2 separate regions of the Mus musculus genome follow, and region 1 is linked to region 2. The links are chromatin loops, found by intact Hi-C in ENCODE. Cell type or tissue: left cerebral cortex. All regions are shown on one strand. Each heading gives the region's core, and the rest is flanking DNA. Links, peaks and the distances in the headings are about the cores only. Region 1 holds the start of 4932413F04Rik (RIKEN cDNA 4932413F04 gene). Region 2 overlaps Tmem108 (transmembrane protein 108).

Region 1 (8,327 bases), core at 293-8,292, 61 kb before region 2:
CCTCTGTTATCTGCTAGAGGCCAGAGAGGCAGCAGGCGGTCCTGAGTAGCCCACACCACGCCCAGTAGCCCTCGGCTCCTTTAGAGCTCCTCCCCAACCTGTCTCAGCAGTTACCTCTTCTCTTCCTCTGTAGTAGTCCAGAAGTCCCAGAACCTAGCTAATTAATGAAGAGAAAAGACTATGTCAAGGGGACAATAGAAACCAATGTAATTGTCTTCTCCCTCGAGAAAACTAGCTTCCTGGGTCTATCCTAAATTGTTCACCGTAATGTGTGACAGCACCCATTCCTACATTGTCCCTGTCCATGTTCATGTTGGTGACTTGAGTTCAGATCCCCAACACCCATGTAAAAAGCGGAGCATGGACACACACTCACGCATGCACGCACACGCGCGCTCGAATTTCTCCTGCCCCTATGAGACTTTATGAATACTGAAATACTTTCAATGAGAAGCATAGAAAAAAAAACTGAGGTCATCTCTGATTGCCACTTGCAGCTTTCCCGTATTTATGGACGAGACTTCCAGCTGTCAACTACACATCCTTACCTGCATCAGCTTCAGGTTACAGCAAGGGAGCCGTGAGGAGTTCTCTTGGGACCCTGTGGCCCTGAGTTTGCCTGTGTACCCAGCGATGGTGCAGGTAGCCACTGCCCCCAGATCTGTTAGGAGGTGGATCCTATTTTCATATCTTATATTTCCTTCTCCTACCCTGTGTCCTCCTCAGACTGGCGTCTAGCTAATCCCATCCTTCAGTATCCTATGTTGTGTTCAACAACCAAATGCTATTTTCCTCTTCAGCTAAAAACAAGGAGAGCAATCGGACAAATAGCTCCTTGTGGCTGCTTCTGGAATTGCAGGTGGCTGATCAGAAGGCCCATAATATTTTTTTTTTTTAATAATTCACCACTCCAGTCGTTTATATGGGGTGAGTAAATCGTCCCTCCAAAAACTCCTCCTTATGAAGCCCCTTTAAGAAAGAGTCGATGCTGACTGTATCCAGGAATACGAGTGACCTTGCGATTCTATTAACCCAGTAAGGACTCTGTAAACAAAACAAAGCGCTCTGGAGCAGCTGGCTGTTTGACACAATAGTGTGTGTGTGTGTGTGTGTGTGTGTGTGTTTGCTCCCTGAACGAGCTATTGACAAATGAGATCTGACTGGGTCCCTGTCCTCTGGAAGTTGCCATGGAGGTTAATAGAGTCACTTCCAGCTAGCTCATTCTGTTTGTCAGAATATTTTCTTTGGCTCCTTTGTATGGAACTGCTGATCATCTGTGAAGAGGGGGAGTGAGGAAACTATGACATAATTCATGACAATAAAATGAACGCTATAGAGTGGGTATGTGGATTAGATTTCAAAGCAACTGCCCAATCCCACACATGCCCCTACCTAAAAGAAACAGATGTTTGTTAGAGATGGTTTAATTGTAAATTTTGCCCTTGAGCAAAATAAAAATCCCAAGAATCTAGTTTAGGCTTCCATTCAGCCAAGCACACTTGAAATCGAAATATACAGGTCAATAATTTGTTTAACCTTGTTGGACGAGGATAATCACTTTGGTTTGAAAGCAAGCAAGCTCAAGAAAGTTGAATGGAGAGTTCTGCTGCCATGCCATGAAAATCAAAAGTGTGTTTCATGTCCCTACCAGCGTCCCCAGGGAGCCTTGGCCGGGTCTAAGATGAGGGCCGCTAGCCCACAGACTCCACAATAACATCAATTTTAGTTATAGTTTACTCAAGCCCCCGGAGGGAAGGGGGACATTCCTGAAGTCCTTAGTAGGAAACGACATTGACTTCCTGTCCCTATACTCATTTGTAAACTTTACTCAGGCTTAGGTTGGCACCTGTGTCCTTTGTACTCACACATGATTCAGAGTGGTTCAGGGACCCTGGACCTTCCTCACCCTTAACAGATCCTTCCTGGTCCTGCTACAATTGTGCTACAACAGAGCATCTCTATTCTGATACACTGATAAAGCAGAACTCTGTGACACCTGAAGAGCCAGGAGGTAAGAGAGAGATTTGTACCCAAAGAAATCAGATTAAACTTGATGTGGCTTGCTTGATTATTAAAACATAAAAATTTTAGTGTCATCTCTCCTTGAAGGTGAAGACATAAAGGTTTCTTAGGGAGAAAATGTTCGCTAAATACACTCTGCCTTCTGTAATCACCCGCAAGTTTCTTACCAGGGGAGTCAGTCAACCACACGTTATGAATACTTGTGGAAGACTTAGCCTCGGTACTGTGTACAGACTTTTTTCTTACAGCTTCTTAAACAGTATAGGATAACACTCTTTGCACTATATTCGATATTGTAACTAACTCAGATGATTTCGAGCGTCATGAGGATGTTATTAATTATTTGCAAATGCTATTGCACCTCATGTAATGGACTTGAGCAGCCTTGGATGTGGGTGAGGGAGAGAGTCAAGAACCAGTCCTCCACGGACTCTGGGACTCAGTGTACCCCATCAATGCAGGCATCTAAACCAGCTCCCTCTTGTTAGGGGAAATGAACTTGAAACACACCACATTCTACCTGTATCCCTATAGGATGGATATATATATTCTCCTCTTCCTGTATTAAATGCTTAACTTGTATTAGTTTCCTTAATCCCTATGTAAACTAATGCAGTAGAGTGTTCACAGAGCCCGTGACAGGGCTCAGGGTCTAGGAAATTACTGCCAGACCTGAAGACCTATGCTCAAGCCTAGGACCCACATGGTAGAAAGAGAGACCTGACCCCGCAAATTGACATCTGACCTCCACAAGTGCCTTGTGGCCCCACACTAAAACTCACTTCTCCACAAATGATGAACACTCTTTTGTTGCAGGAACAGCAGTAAAATAGACACCAGGTCCTTTCCTGAGGAGGCTGCCTGTGGGAATAGTAGAGAGTAGAAAAGGTTAACAAGAAACATGAAGATCCGTTGTCAAAAGGGGAACAAGGCCTATGGAGAAGTTAGGAAATGGGGTGGAGTAACATGTCAGTCAGCTTTCTGTTACTATGACAAAATACCAGAGTGTGATGGTTTGAATGAGATTGGCTCCCATTTGAATGCTCTGTCATCAGGGAGTGAAACTCTCTGAGAAGGATTAGGAGGTGTGGCCTTGTTGGAGGAGGTGTGTCCTGTTAGAGGAGGTGTGGTCTTATTAGAGGAGGTGTGGCCTGTTAGAGGAGGTGTGGTCTTATTAGAGGAGGTGTGGTCTTATTAGAGGAGGTGTGGCCTGTTGGAGATAGTATGGTCTAATTGGAGGAGGTGTTGTTTTGTTGGAGGAGGTGTGTCACTGGGAATGTACTTTGATCATCTAAAGCCCCACTCTCAGCTCCAGTGCCATGTCTGTCTGTCTGTTTCCCACCAAAATGATCCTGGACTAACCCACTAAAACTGTGAGCAAGTCCCCAGTTAACTGCTTTCTTTATAAGCGTTTCTTTCATCATGGTATCTCTTCACAGCAATAGAACAGTCACTAACACTGAGCTAGTCATGTCATAAGGAAGTGAGACTCAGCCCAGAGGTTTCAGCCATGTATGTTTGGCTTCATTGCTTTGGACCTGAGGTGAGGCAGAACGTCATGGTGGAGAAAGTCCAATGGACAAAGCTGCTTACCTCATAGCAGTTAAAAAGCAAAGAGAGAAACAGGGAAAGGTCTGGGTTCTAGTGTATTCTTCAAGGACACACCACCAGTGAACTAGCTTCCTCCCACTAGGCCCCACCCACTGAAATTCCACCATGTCCCTGTACTGACCCGGATGAGTAGGCTGTTAACAGTTAGGCCTTTGGGAGCATTCTAAGATCCAAGGTGTGACAGGCAGGGAGGTGACATTTCAGACACGGTAAATGAGGAAAAGCATATTAAGATGGCTGCCTGTCAACCTCTTGGCTATCTCTTGATGGAAACAAACCAGATTGCTTGGTTGATGCGTGGTTAAAGTGAAATGAAACCTTTCAGGGCCAGCCTTGACCTAAAGTAACAATAGCAGCGCAAAGGTAGAAGCAACGTGTAGCTCTTATCCACGCAAAGGGAAAAAGCTCTGGGTTTCCCTCACTGCTCACACCCTTTGAACCCTGAACTTACAGTAGATAGGAGCAAAGGTGACAGAAAAAAACTCCAACAGCCCAGCACTGCACCTCAGCTGCAGTGGGAGACAAAGAAGGACCTGGGAATCTCATGCAAATAAGAAGCCATGTTATCGCAAGCAGAAATGTTAAACGGCCGCAGCTAGAACGCTTAGAGCGGGGAAACGGAACCCACACTGCACTAATATGCCAGCTGCTGGCACAGTAACAGCTGAGCAGTACCTTGCCTCTCTGTGTGATGGTTTATAAGAGGAGAGTTGAGGACTGTGAGGGAATTTTTTTTTTCAGTTGAGCCACGTGCAACACTGGGGCAATACTGAAAATGTTCATGGCCATTAGAACTGTCCGTCAGAACAAGCAGCGGTGTGTCTTCCTTCTGAAACCCTTCTAAAAACACTTGTAAATGGAGCTGCCCATAGAAAACAAAGTTTAATTTACCCATCGCTGGAACGTTTAGGTAAAGCTGCAGCCTCATGGGACTCTGGATTCCCATGAGCATAAACCAAGAGAAAACTGAAAGGTTCGTCCATGGCCAGCTTCTCAGCGAGCGTGTGTTGTACCTCAGCTTCCATGTCCCCGATGAGGCCAGCAAGTTCATTTCCGCTCAGAAGCAAGCTCCTTGTCTTACCTGAAACAGCTTCAGCTCCTTGCCTGTCAGCATATGCTCTCTCAGCTCAGGATTCCTGACCAACTATAGCTTGGATCACCCCCGCCCTGTCCCCACCCCAACAAGCTCAGGAACAGTCCCAAGGTAGAGCGCCCCCTGTGGGGGTATTTGGCAGAGCAAGCTCTGCAGTAGCCTTTCGGGCTATCTGAACCCCACCCCCACCCCCACCCCCAGTGACAACAGGAATCTGTGTTTCAGATGAAGATCATGAATGTGTATTTTGATCGGTACCTTGATGATGGGGGGGGGGGAGGTCTTGAAGGGTGAGCCGAGACTCACCAAGCCCACAAAGTGTGGTTAGGTTACACGTGGGCTGTGAGGTGTCTTTAAGAGACCAGGGGCAGTATAAATGTGTTCTTAGGGCTGGAGAGATGGCTTGCAGAGGACCCATTTGGTTCCCAGCAGCAGGTGGGTGTTAACCACCTTTGTAACTCCCATTCCCAGGGATCCATCACCCTCTTCTGACCTCCTAACCTCCATAGGCCCCTACCTGCATGAACATCATTCCCATACAGACAAGCTGGCACGCTTCTATACGGAAATAAGAATAAATATGTTCTTAGTATTTTCATCTTCAAACAAAGGCCTCAGGAAGGTACCTACAGCTTTGCTGTTTAAACCCTAACTGAAGGTAAGGGTTGCTCAGACCTCGGTAGATTCATCACCCTGGTCTGGTTCGGTTCAAAGCTTTCCTTTGTTCTCATCACACCCAACTCTTGTTTGTTCCTTGCTTTGGCATAAGAAAAGTAAGCAGTGGGGCTGGAACTCAGAACACCACTGCTTAAAGACATGGCAAGCAGGACCAAGCCACCCCCAGAATGCTCTGCAATTGGCAATGGGTCTGCAGGACTTTGCTTTGTAGCCTGGCTCCTGGGGGAGCCCTAGACAGTAGTCCTGACATTTTCCCCAGCGTTGTTCCCACACTTTAAAGCACCCGGCCTGGCCTCCTCGGCCTGGCCTCCTCATTCTCTTCTGCCGCTCCCCTGCTGTGGAATCCTGTTCTCACCATGAATTTGCTGAAGAGAGGATTTTCAGGAGCTCTGAGCTTGGGATAGGCAGTGCTTGGCTCCCAGTGCCAGTTCATGTATTCTTTTCTTACTTCAAGTGACTCCATGCCACATCCTGACTCTGTGTCTCAAGTCTGGTCCTATTAACTGTTACCAAAAGCACGATTCACTTCCTATAGCCGGAATACTGCACGGAATCTTTGACACCTTGATAAGAGTGTCAAATACCATAAACGGTGATGGGCGTTTTGTTTCTGAAGGACAACAGCAAACAAGGCCTTGTGTACTTCAATCTTGTACTCTGCTGCTTTTTCTAAGGCACAGAGAGGTGTCAGTTTGCCAGTGGGTACCTTTCAGAAAATGTTAGCGCACAATTGAGTTTACACACAAACCATCTGCATTCATCAGAGCAGCCAGCCTGCCACTGCCTTCAGCAGTGAGACCCACACACAGAGACACAGAGTCCGTTGTGCCTGCCTTCAGACTTCTCCCTTTGAATCTATTACTTCTCCACATTCCTCAAAGGCAGAAGGCTTCTTTGTATCTGTCCCCTAACACATGCCTAACACAGGGCTCCGTACATGGGGAGCCCTTGACAAATGTTGACTATTAAATGAACAAGGTTGGATACCAGCCAGTGCTGGATTAGATGCAGAGTTCCGGCCAACGATGAGTGCGGTACATATTCACTTGGAACTGGAATGGATCTTAAGGATTCATCTCACCAACTTCCTGTGTTTAGTCAGAGCCAATTTTTAAGCACCTAACAAATTAGGACTCTGTATATTCAGCTCCTGAGTTGGCGATGGAATGGTTCTGCCAGCTAACCCATCAGCACGAGCATCCTAGGTACAACCTGCGCCCACCTCCTCTTTCTGCACTTACAGGAGTCGAACATGCCTGGATTTTTTTGTAGAGGAGTTTTTGTGTTACTGAAGACTAGTCTTGTTAGCAATATCTGGTCTGCTTCAGATTAGAAGCGGGGACTGTCAGCTCAGACTCTAGGAGAAAAGCTACAAGACGGTCTATGTGAATTTTAGAACCACTTCCAACGACAGCTGGTGATGTGGCAATCAGATTCCACACACTGGGAGAGAATCTGCAGGCTGGAAGACTGCCATCTTTTGCCAAAGATAGACCTGAGCAGTATGCAAAAGGTCTCAAATGCATTGTGTTTGAATATTAACTTCCCACTCCCCGAAGTGTTTGGTCCTCTGTGCCTTATGTGAATTGAACGAATTTAATTTACTAGAATTGCTTTGCTGGATAATAAGCATTTGTATTTCTCCTTTTTATACAAACAGTAGTATCTTCTGACAGGGAAAAAAAGGAATCATATAGAACACAAGGAAGAAAGCTTTATTGTCCAATAAAAATGTTCCTCAGAGCTGTTGAGAGTGGATGGCAACATTAATCTACAATTCTTTCAATGTCTCATAGGAATGTCATTATAAAAAAAAAAACTGAGCCATTTTTGTATTAGTTACTTTGCTTTTTTAAAAAATAGCAAATTAAAGCCAAGGAAGACTCTAAGACACAAAAATCCATGGCTGTATGTCGCAGACATAGCCCCCGAGATGACTTACCTCAAGAAGTTTTCTCTACTTCCTTCAAATATGATTATTTCCAGGCAATTTGATTTAAATACCGCTCTAAAGATTGTTTGTGGAGATGGGAGATTGCCTTCCTGCAATGATTCTCTTATCTGTAGAAGGATAGAAGCAATTTCATTCCCAAGGAACAAGGAGAGGTATTTTTATTGTTTGCCTTATTTTGTAAACTTCTAATGTCATTGATAGAGACTAATTAAAACAATGTTTTAATCTATTAAATGGCCACTACAAAGACAGTGATGTTCTGGACGTGACCAGTGAGCCCGTTGTCCTTAACAGAGGCGGCTGATTCACAATCGAGCTGATTCACAATTGAGCTAGTTTGGGTTGATGAGAAGACCATAGTCTGTGCTTCTAATCCAGTCCAATCCGGCTATGTCTGATTCTTGGGCAGCAGCAGAAGGGGAGATGGGAGGGAAGGAGGGGAGGACGGTTCCATTTAGCTAATGCAGCCCTGTCATATTGCTTTTCTCGTCATCAGTAAAACTTAGAGTCTGATGGCCTAGAGCCTGTGCGCAGAATCAGGCAGGCAGGAGGAGAGCAACACGGCTTCAGATGGGTGTGCCCTGAGCAGTGCCTGGTCTAAATTCTAACGCCGCTGTTCCGTCACGTGACCAACGGCCAGTTAGGTAGCTGCTTGGCTCCGAGTTTCCTTATTTGTACCCAAAGATGTAGATAACTCTTGGGTCAACCTGAAAGGCAGTAAGCGTAAAATGAAGTGATATCCTGAAAGATTTCTGTGCGCTACCATGCTCGATGTCAGCGTCGGTTTACCTGTGATCTAGAAAGTTCCCCCCCCCCTTCCCTTTTCAGGTAGAGAGCGGAAGTGAGCTGTCATTTGCCCCTAAAACATTCTCTTGCATAACTGAGCCTTGGCTCGTGGACATTCCAGTCACTACTTACAAGTCCCCCTGCCCCATGTAGAGAAGCAGGGTTACCACAGGCTGCTGGACA
Region 2 (8,327 bases), core at 305-8,304:
GAAATCCATTGGCCAATGTAGAGACACCCAGGTGAGCTCCCAGGCCCAATTTAAAGCAGATTAGAGGACAATCTGGGAGGGGTGGGAGACCTTTACTTTGATTGGTTGGCTCTTGGGGTATGGTGGGTCTTTGGGATTGGCTAGGCTTCTAGGGACATTCCAGAACCATTGTGGGGTGGTGGGTACTGGAAACTGTTGCTGGGGAAGCCTGGAAACTGTTGCTGACTCACTGTTCTTGCCTCGGGCCAGGTGGCAAGGCAGCTTCTGATTGGTTGTCCATGGCCTGTGGTTTTTCCAGTAACTGATTTGCCCAGTTCTGGGAAACAAAAATTTAGGCCTAGTCTCTGAACTGCCAGTTTAAAACCTGTCATGGAGTCAGCCTGGCTCCCAAAGCTTGTGGACAGTTCTAACAAAGTCTCTTCTCCCCATCCAATCATGTGTTACTTACATAACCTGGAGGAAGCGCACGTGAGTTTTCTAAGTTTCATGAGCTCTCAGAGTATGAGGACATAGTTCAGAGCAAACAGCCACACCACACACACCAACCATCCAAGTGCTGCCAACCAAGCCACACCTGAGTCACTCCACTGTTACAATGAAGAGGTTGGCTTAGGTGAACTCTAGGACCCCTCACTGTGATAACCAAAGTAAGGAACCCCTTGGCACTTGTCTTAGTTAGGGTTTACTGCTGTGAACAGACACCATGACCAAGGCAAGTTTTATTTAAAAAACAACATTTAATTGGGGCTGGCTTACAGGTTCAGAGGTTCAGTCCATTATCATCAAGGTGGGAGCATGGCAGTATCCAGGCAGGCATGGTGCAGGAGGAACTGAGAGTTCTATGTCTTCATCCAAAGGCTGCCAGTGGAAGACTGACTTCCAGGCAACTAGGGTGAGGATCTTATACCCATACCCAGAGTGACACACCCATTCCAACTAGGTCACACCTATTCCAACAAGGCCACACCTTCAGATGGTGCCACTCCCTGGTCCAAGGATATACAAACCATCACAGCACTCCAGAAGAAACTTGAGTATTTATAGTAGCAACGATTGGAGACGATTGGAGACTACATTAAGACATGGAGCAGTAACTTCACAGCCTGCATAGAGAGGAGGAAAACTTCTGAGGAGTCTGGTATCTGAAGAGCAGCAACAGCAGCAAATACAAACTAGAAGCCTCAGGAACTCAGCAAAGGGGTCGGCTGGGATCTAAGCCCCTGCAGGCTCCCAGTGGGGAAACCAGGGGGATTTCTTTCTCTACGCATTTTAAACCCCAGACAGCATAAACCTTGTGTTCTAGAAGGCTGCTGGCATTGTCCTGGAGCCCAGGTGGCTCTCCTTCCCACTGTGTGCCTGTCCCTGGGGCTAGCTGGTCTCTCTTTCCAAACTCTGCTGTTCTTGACTCTGAAGCCAAAACAATATAATGTCCTTGGCTCTAGGGCTCTGAGTACCAGAGACACTCTGTGCTCCAGCTCAGCAATCCTCTGGGGGGACTCTAGCTACTACAGCAGCCACCAAATGGACACAGTTTGTCACCTGCCAGCCCCTGCACTGAAGACCACACTAACTCAGCCACATGGTACCCAGTGGGTATGGACCCAAGCAGCAGCCCTCAGTTAGGAGGGTGTCTGGCGGAGTCTCCTTAAGGCATATGATGCACGGTGCTCCCCATCAACTCACAGCTGCCCTCAGATCAAGTTTTCCCTGTTTTTCCAATCTCAGCCCCCTTGGCTGACTCTCAGATCATCTCCCAGTGTAAACCACTCACCCTCCCCATGCCCTCATCTTCATCTCTCCCCTTCCAGAAGGGTTCTAATACAAAATGCTTAATACTGGGATGCCGTAACAAAATAGCACTCTCTGAAGGGCTTAAAAACCCACAGGTACTTATTTCCTCGAAGCTTCGGAAGGCTGGAAGCTTAAGATCAAAGTAGTTCCAAGGTTGGCCTCTTGTGGTACCAGCGGTTGGCCCTCTGCCCCCACTCCCCACCCCCTGCATCTCTGGCGGCAGTTAACTAGGAAGAACATATGCTTTAGAAATCGTCCTGGTAGCACATGCTGCTGCGACTGTGTGACCGCACACACGTTGCCTTGTCTCCCGGGGCTTTCACTTCCCACCCTGTCAAATGGTTGCTAGGGAGAAAGCAAGCGTGATTCAGGACCGACTTGAATGAGCAGAATGCACTGTGAGTGTGTGGGCTGACTCGTGAATGGAAGCGTAGAAACCCGGCTTGCTTAGGGGGAACCATTGCCTCTGCTAAAAACCAGGTTGCTCAGCCTCCCCGGCATGGGCTTATCTGTGCATATTAGGTCCAAGGGTCATTCCAAAAACCACTACACACCGGGTACTGCTCCAGGCTCTCTGGAGTTCCTCCCTCCCTGCTCCCTTGAGACTAACCAGAGTCTTGCCAGCTCCACCAGACATCAAGAGTCAGAAGCTGGGCCCTGCCTTTCCTACCAGACTCCCCGTAAGACCCAAGCAGGACTCCCACTGCTAGCAACTTTGCTGCCTATCCCAGAATTCGTGTGGGAATCCTACCCACGACACCAGTGCAGCCCCTTGCCCTGCTAGAGCACGGTGAAGTCCAGAAAGGCTCTGAGAGTCGTCAAACAGATGCCTACCCACTTCCTGGGGTCTCACTAAGGTTAAAAGAAATCCAATAACAAAGGAGTGCAGATAAACCTAGAGGTGCTGACACGTCAGAATCAGGCCGTAGAAAATTCCCCTCCATCCAGCATCAGCTGGGACCAGCTCTCCCTGGTTCAGCTCTTAACACTCAGGAGACCAACTTGGAGCAGAATGCTCCTCAAACATAGAAGGTTACCACCACCAGTGACCACCCCTGTGGCGCTGAGCCACAGGGTGTACAGTTATGACATACATGTCATGTAAATAACAACCATGAACAGGTCAGAGCAAAGGGGCACATTGGTCCCTGGATGCTGCAACAGCCAGACTCGCAGCCTGGGATGTGCGAGTTTAGCGGCATATGGTGCTGTGATTATAAGAACCATTTGTATTTAAGAATGCTTTCAAATTAATGGGTTTTTTTTATGCCTTTGCATTTACTCAATAAAGTTATCCACACACATTATTATGCATCCTTTTTTTTTTTTTTTTTGAAAATCATTCAGAAGTGCTCTTCCTACTCAGAAAGACCAAGTAGCACCAGTGACTTTCCCCAAGTTTAGCTACACAAGGAATAACGGGGACAGCACTTGCTGTCAAACTTCCAGCAACCAATGGTCTTCACTGATGAGTGTTTTCTATCCCAGACTGTACTACAATGCTAGGGAAGCTAGATCTGCTTGCCCTGTCTAGACCAGTGCCCTCTTCTGCCCATCACACTCCTATGGCACCAGGGCATCTCTGCCTTACCTCAAGGTCATCCATGGATCTCACAAGAGCTGTTGGTGCTCTGGGGTGCCAGGAACAGAAGCATGGGGCAAGCCGGTCTAAATGAGCAGGGGCCTAACGTTGGCACTTTGTTACTGTTCAAGAAAAGGAGCTCTTAAGCACTTGGGAGGCAAAGGCAGGCGAATTTCTGAGTTCGAGGCCAACCTGGTCTACAGAGTGAGTTCCAGGACAGCCAGGGCTACACAGAGAAACCCTGTCTCGAAAAAAAAAAAATGTAAATAAAGAAGAAAAGGAGCTCTTAGCTCTACCACCGAAGCCTTCCTCGGTTGGCTCTGAGTGGCTCACAGGTCCTGTGGTCCTTGAAAACTCCCCAGCTGCAGGTGACGTAGAAGCAACAAGTGTCCTAGGCTCCCCCTCCCATTCCCAAGGTGATGCACTGAGGTAGAGGGCTGATGCATTCTGGGTAACTGAGGTAACTGGGGAAAGGATAGGATTGGCTGGGCTGAGTCACCTGATGCTGCTATCTTTCCTAATATGTAGCATCCTGCTTCTTCATAGACTTCCCGCAGGTGCACATGCGGTTCTTGAGCCTCAGGGGGCCAGCGTGGCCTAAGGAAAGCCCCAGGTATCCTTCCTACATCCCTGGAGCTTTCTCCAGGTCCTGGGTAAGAAAGATCTGTCTGCGAGCAACACTCTTATTCCTCACCTCTCTCCTCTCTCTCCTCCTCCAGGCTTTCTCCTGACCTTGGCACTGACCAAAGCACTGGTACTCGCTGTCCACGAACCATCTCCCAGGGAATCTCTACAGACCCTCCCCTCAGGCAGCCCCCCAGGCACCATGGTGACAGCACCTCACAGCCCTACCAGACTCTCCTCTGTGCTGACACTGAATCCTACACCTGATGGACCCTCATCACAGGCTGCAGCTACTCTGGAAACTACAGTATCTCATCCAGAAGGGCACCCTCCTACAGACACCACGTCTACAGTGATGGGGACAGCTGCCGTCCCGCATCCCGAAAGTCCTCTGCCCACAGGGTCCCCTCCAGCTGCCATGACAACCACACCCTCCCACTCAGAGAGCCTCCCCCCAGGGGATGCTACCCCCACCACTACCCTGCCAACAAAGCCAGCAGGAACCACCAGCCGCCCCACAGTGGCCCCACGGGCCACCACTCGTCGGCCCCCCAGACCCCCGGGCTCTTCCAGGAAGGGGGCTGGTGGTTCGACTCGCACTCTCACACCCGTACCGGGTGGCCACTTGGCCAGGAAGGAAAGCCAGAGGGGACGAAACCAGAGCTCAGCACATCTGGGGCCGAAGCGTCCTCTGGGGAAGATCTTCCAAATCTACAAGGGTAACTTTACGGGGTCTGCGGAGCCAGACCCCTCCGCGCTCACGCCCAGGACCCCACTCGGGGGCTACTTCTCTTCGACACAGCCCCAGACAGTGTCTCCAGCTACAGCACCCAGAAGCACCTCACGGGTGCCCCCCACAACTTCCCTGGTACCTGTAAAGGACAAGCCAGGCTTTATCAGATCCAACCAGGGGAGTGGCCCCATCCTTACCAGCCCAGGAGGGGAGCCAGCTGCCACAGCAGCCACAGGTGCCCCTGCCAGTACACAGCCTGCCCCAGTGCCTTCTCAGAGCCCTCATGGTGACGTGCAGGACAGCGCCAGCCACAGTGACTCTTGGCTTGCTGTCACACCTGACACTGACAGACCCACGTCTGCCAGCTCCGGGGTCTTCACGGCTGCCACAGGGCCCACCCAGGCTGCCTTTGATGCCACTGTCTCAGCCCCTTCCCCGGGCATCCCTCAGGGACCATCTGCAACCCCTCAGGCCCCAACCCGGCCCTCTGGGGTCTCAGAAAGCACTGTTTCTCCAGCAGAGGAAGAGGCTGAGGCCTCCCCCACGACAACCGACAGGGGCCCCAGACCTCTCTCCACAGTGCTGTCCACAGCCACGGGCAACTTCCTCAACCGCCTGGTCCCTGCTGGGACCTGGAAGCCGGGGACTGTGGCCAACATCTCCCACGTGGCTGAAGGGGACAAACCCCAGCACAGAGCCACCATCTGCTTGAGCAAGATGGATATTGCCTGGGTCATCGTGGCCATCAGTGTCCCCATCTCCTCCTGCTGTGAGTACCCAGCTCTCTCCCCTCCTCTCCTTCCATCATCTTTCCCATCCTCCACATTCTCTTGCCCTTGAGTTAGGCAGCCCCACTGACAAAGAGATAGCAAGGCAGAAATCACGGACCATCCCGGTCTCTGGTCCTGGGTATGGCTCAAATATCCGTGGATCATAAAGCCATAATTCCTAGAGCTTAAGAGATGGGGTGTGTGTGACACTTCACAGGTACCTTTAAGCCAGCCACATGCGTTATAGAAAGAAACACCAAACGAGCTAAGAGACGTGGCTTGCCTAGGATTCAGGTGGCAGGGAGACCTGCAGACCTTCCTGCTTGGAGTTTTGTTGATTAGGCACCAAGACACCATGGGTGGTGGCTGACCATGAAGAGTTACCGGCTATAGCTGGAAGAATCATCACCATCCTCTGCTGTTTCTCCGTCTTGTCTCTTTTTTCTCCTCCCTTCCACGTCTCTCCTCGTTCACCTAAGAAAGAAGGGATAAAGCTTCCGTGTGCCAGAAAGTCCCACCAGCTTTGGCTAAAGCACAGGTCTCAATGCACAGGCTAAATTAAGGCCTTGGAGTCCTGTGGGTTTTAGCTCTTCTCCATCCAGATACCACCCAGCCTGCTTTAACCTCCATAGTTATGTGAGCTCTGTGCACTGTGGACCTGATTATTACAATTCTCTATTCCATGGCAACCAGCGCCTCTCTGCAGCAGCCTGTCCTCTGAAAGAGAGGAGTCAGAGGATATGCTCAGGTCCCATCAAGACCCTGCCACCATGGCCTCTGAGAACCTTAAAACCCCCCTTTATGTCTTCTTATGTCACACTCTGTTCTCAGAGGATCTTTGCTGGACTCGGCTCCACCCTACCCCAAATGGTTACCATTAAAGGTGTCACCTGTGCTTCTCACCCCTCCACACACACACACACACACACAGCCTGTCCTCTGACCTCTGCTTCTCACCCCTCCACACACACACACACACAGCCTGTCCTCTGACCTCTGCTTCTCACCCCTCCACACACACACACATACACACAGCCTGTCCTCTGACCTCTGCTTCTCACCCCTCCACACACACACATACACACAGCCTGTCCTCTGACCTCTGCTTCTCACCCCTCCACACACACACATACACACAGCCTGTCCTCTGACCTCTGCTTCTCACCCCTCCACACACACACACACACACACACACACAGCCTGTCCTCTGACCTCTGCTTCTCACCCCTCCACACACACACACACACACACAGCCTGTCCTCTGACCTCTGCTTCTCACCCCTCCACACACACACACACACACACAGCCTGTCCTCTGACCTTTTGCGTTCTTCCCCACTCTCTTGAAGACCTCAAGTTTGCCTTCTTGTCGTTTGCACCCAGAAGTCCTGAGTAATGTCTTCCAAAACCACATTACTGTCCACTTAACAGTCCCAGAGGCACTGGAATGACTCTCAGGGAGCAATTTCCTTGCCTTATCCATGACCCTCAGCATCTTCTTCTGTATTGCCCAAGCCCGCTACATCTGTGGCCTCTGATTGGTCACCTGGTTCCCCAGGAGGACAGCATTGCACACGTGCCCACCTGTGCCAAGTGGGGGAACACTTTAGTCACACTAACAGAACCTGTGCTGACATCAGCTCTGTTCACAAACAGGCTTCATATCACCCTATGGGTTCATCTTGGTCTTAAATGAAACCCCAAGGCTTCCTTCCCATGGGGAGGCTGTGAAACCAAGCCAACAACACCCTTCCCTCTTGCCACAGGGAAGGCTTAGGCCCTCAACACAGCCAGCTTTCCACCCATCTCCTCTTTACAAGTATCCCCTCTCACAGCTTGCTGGGGAAAAACAACAACAACAAAACTTGTGTTGAGGCTAGAAGGCTACTCCTACTCCAGGACCCAGTTCAGGGAATGCATAGAGTTGGCCATGGGTCAAAAGCTGACTTTGATGCATAGAGTTATCAATTGATCATTCAGCAGACTTCACTGAGGGAATACACACACACACTTGGTGGGTGAAGCAAGCTCTAACAACTTTACACACACATTTGGTGGATGGAGCAAAGCTCCTACTACCTAAGACAAAAATTGTCTGTGTAAGAAAAGGATTACCTTATAGCCACAAGTTGCATATTCTCCAAAAACAACCACCACAATAACATAATTCTTTAAGAACAGATTCATTACACAAAAGGACATTACAGCAGGATTATTGGCTATGTATTCTTCTTGAAACTCAAACATTTCTCATCTATCTATCTCCCCACAAGTTCATTGAAACCCCAAAGCAATAACTCTTTTGTCATTGATTAGCAAAGTTTAAGCAAGCCAGTCTATAGTAGCAAGTGTTTTCCTATGCTTAGCGGATGACAATTTGTATTTGCCAAGAGACAGATCATCTGTCTTACTATTTTTAAAGTCTTGTTCGGCTAATCATCTATCCTATATTCTTATGCTCATAATAGACTTATTTACTCTTTCTCATAACCCTGTCTTTTCATGGTGCAAACAAAACCTATGGCCGCATCCCTAGATCACAAGATCCAGGAGCTCAGAGCCAGGCTAGAATGAATGTTTTCTTTGATCATTAGCTTGTCCCAAGCCTATTTTTCTCTTCCAAGTACCACTACATGCTTGTGACACAGGAAAGCTTGCTGTGTTCCTTGTCTAACTTATGCAGCCCTCACTACTCTACAAGGAGAAGGCAGGTTCTATTCTTAATTCTAACTTTATTATATCTCTCTGCCATAACTTAACCTTAAACCATCTCCTTAAACATTCTATCAACTACCGTAACTTCCTAAAACTATTTAAATCAAATCAG

What was found. Peaks named below come from ENCODE experiments on the same cell type or tissue, not always from the same donor. Only the 100,000 strongest peaks of a DNase experiment are listed, where the experiment ranks them.
Region 1: it touches region 2 in a loop (2.5-fold over the local background); 7 of 42 quality-filtered maps call a loop at or near these places.

What each region holds. Positions count from the first base shown.
Region 1 is chr9:103,556,928-103,565,254 of GRCm38, reverse strand. The region is part of intron 3 of Tmem108 (transmembrane protein 108); the gene reads left to right. 4932413F04Rik (RIKEN cDNA 4932413F04 gene) reads right to left here and starts at 8,165. Exons shown (of 3, transcript NR_040764.1): 1 at 5,760-8,165; 2 at 2,805-2,883. In left cerebral cortex, for the core only: CTCF peaks have their summits at 832 and 4,863; DNase peaks (open chromatin) are centred at 5,846, 6,369, 6,827, 7,805 and 2 more places; H3K27ac peaks cover 3,165 bases.
Region 2 is chr9:103,495,974-103,504,300 of GRCm38, reverse strand. Tmem108 (transmembrane protein 108) reads left to right here. Exons shown (of 6, transcript NM_178638.4): 4 at 4,093-5,499. It overlaps Gm16252 (a long non-coding RNA gene), which reads right to left. Exons shown (of 7, transcript XR_003948081.1): 5 at 5,885-5,974; 6 at 3,383-3,495; 7 at 944-1,103. Among named protein-coding and RNA genes, the nearest start is that of Bfsp2, 20 kb to the right of the region's middle. In left cerebral cortex, for the core only: no CTCF peak of the experiment used is centred there; DNase peaks (open chromatin) are centred at 2,154 and 4,422; H3K27ac peaks cover 674 bases.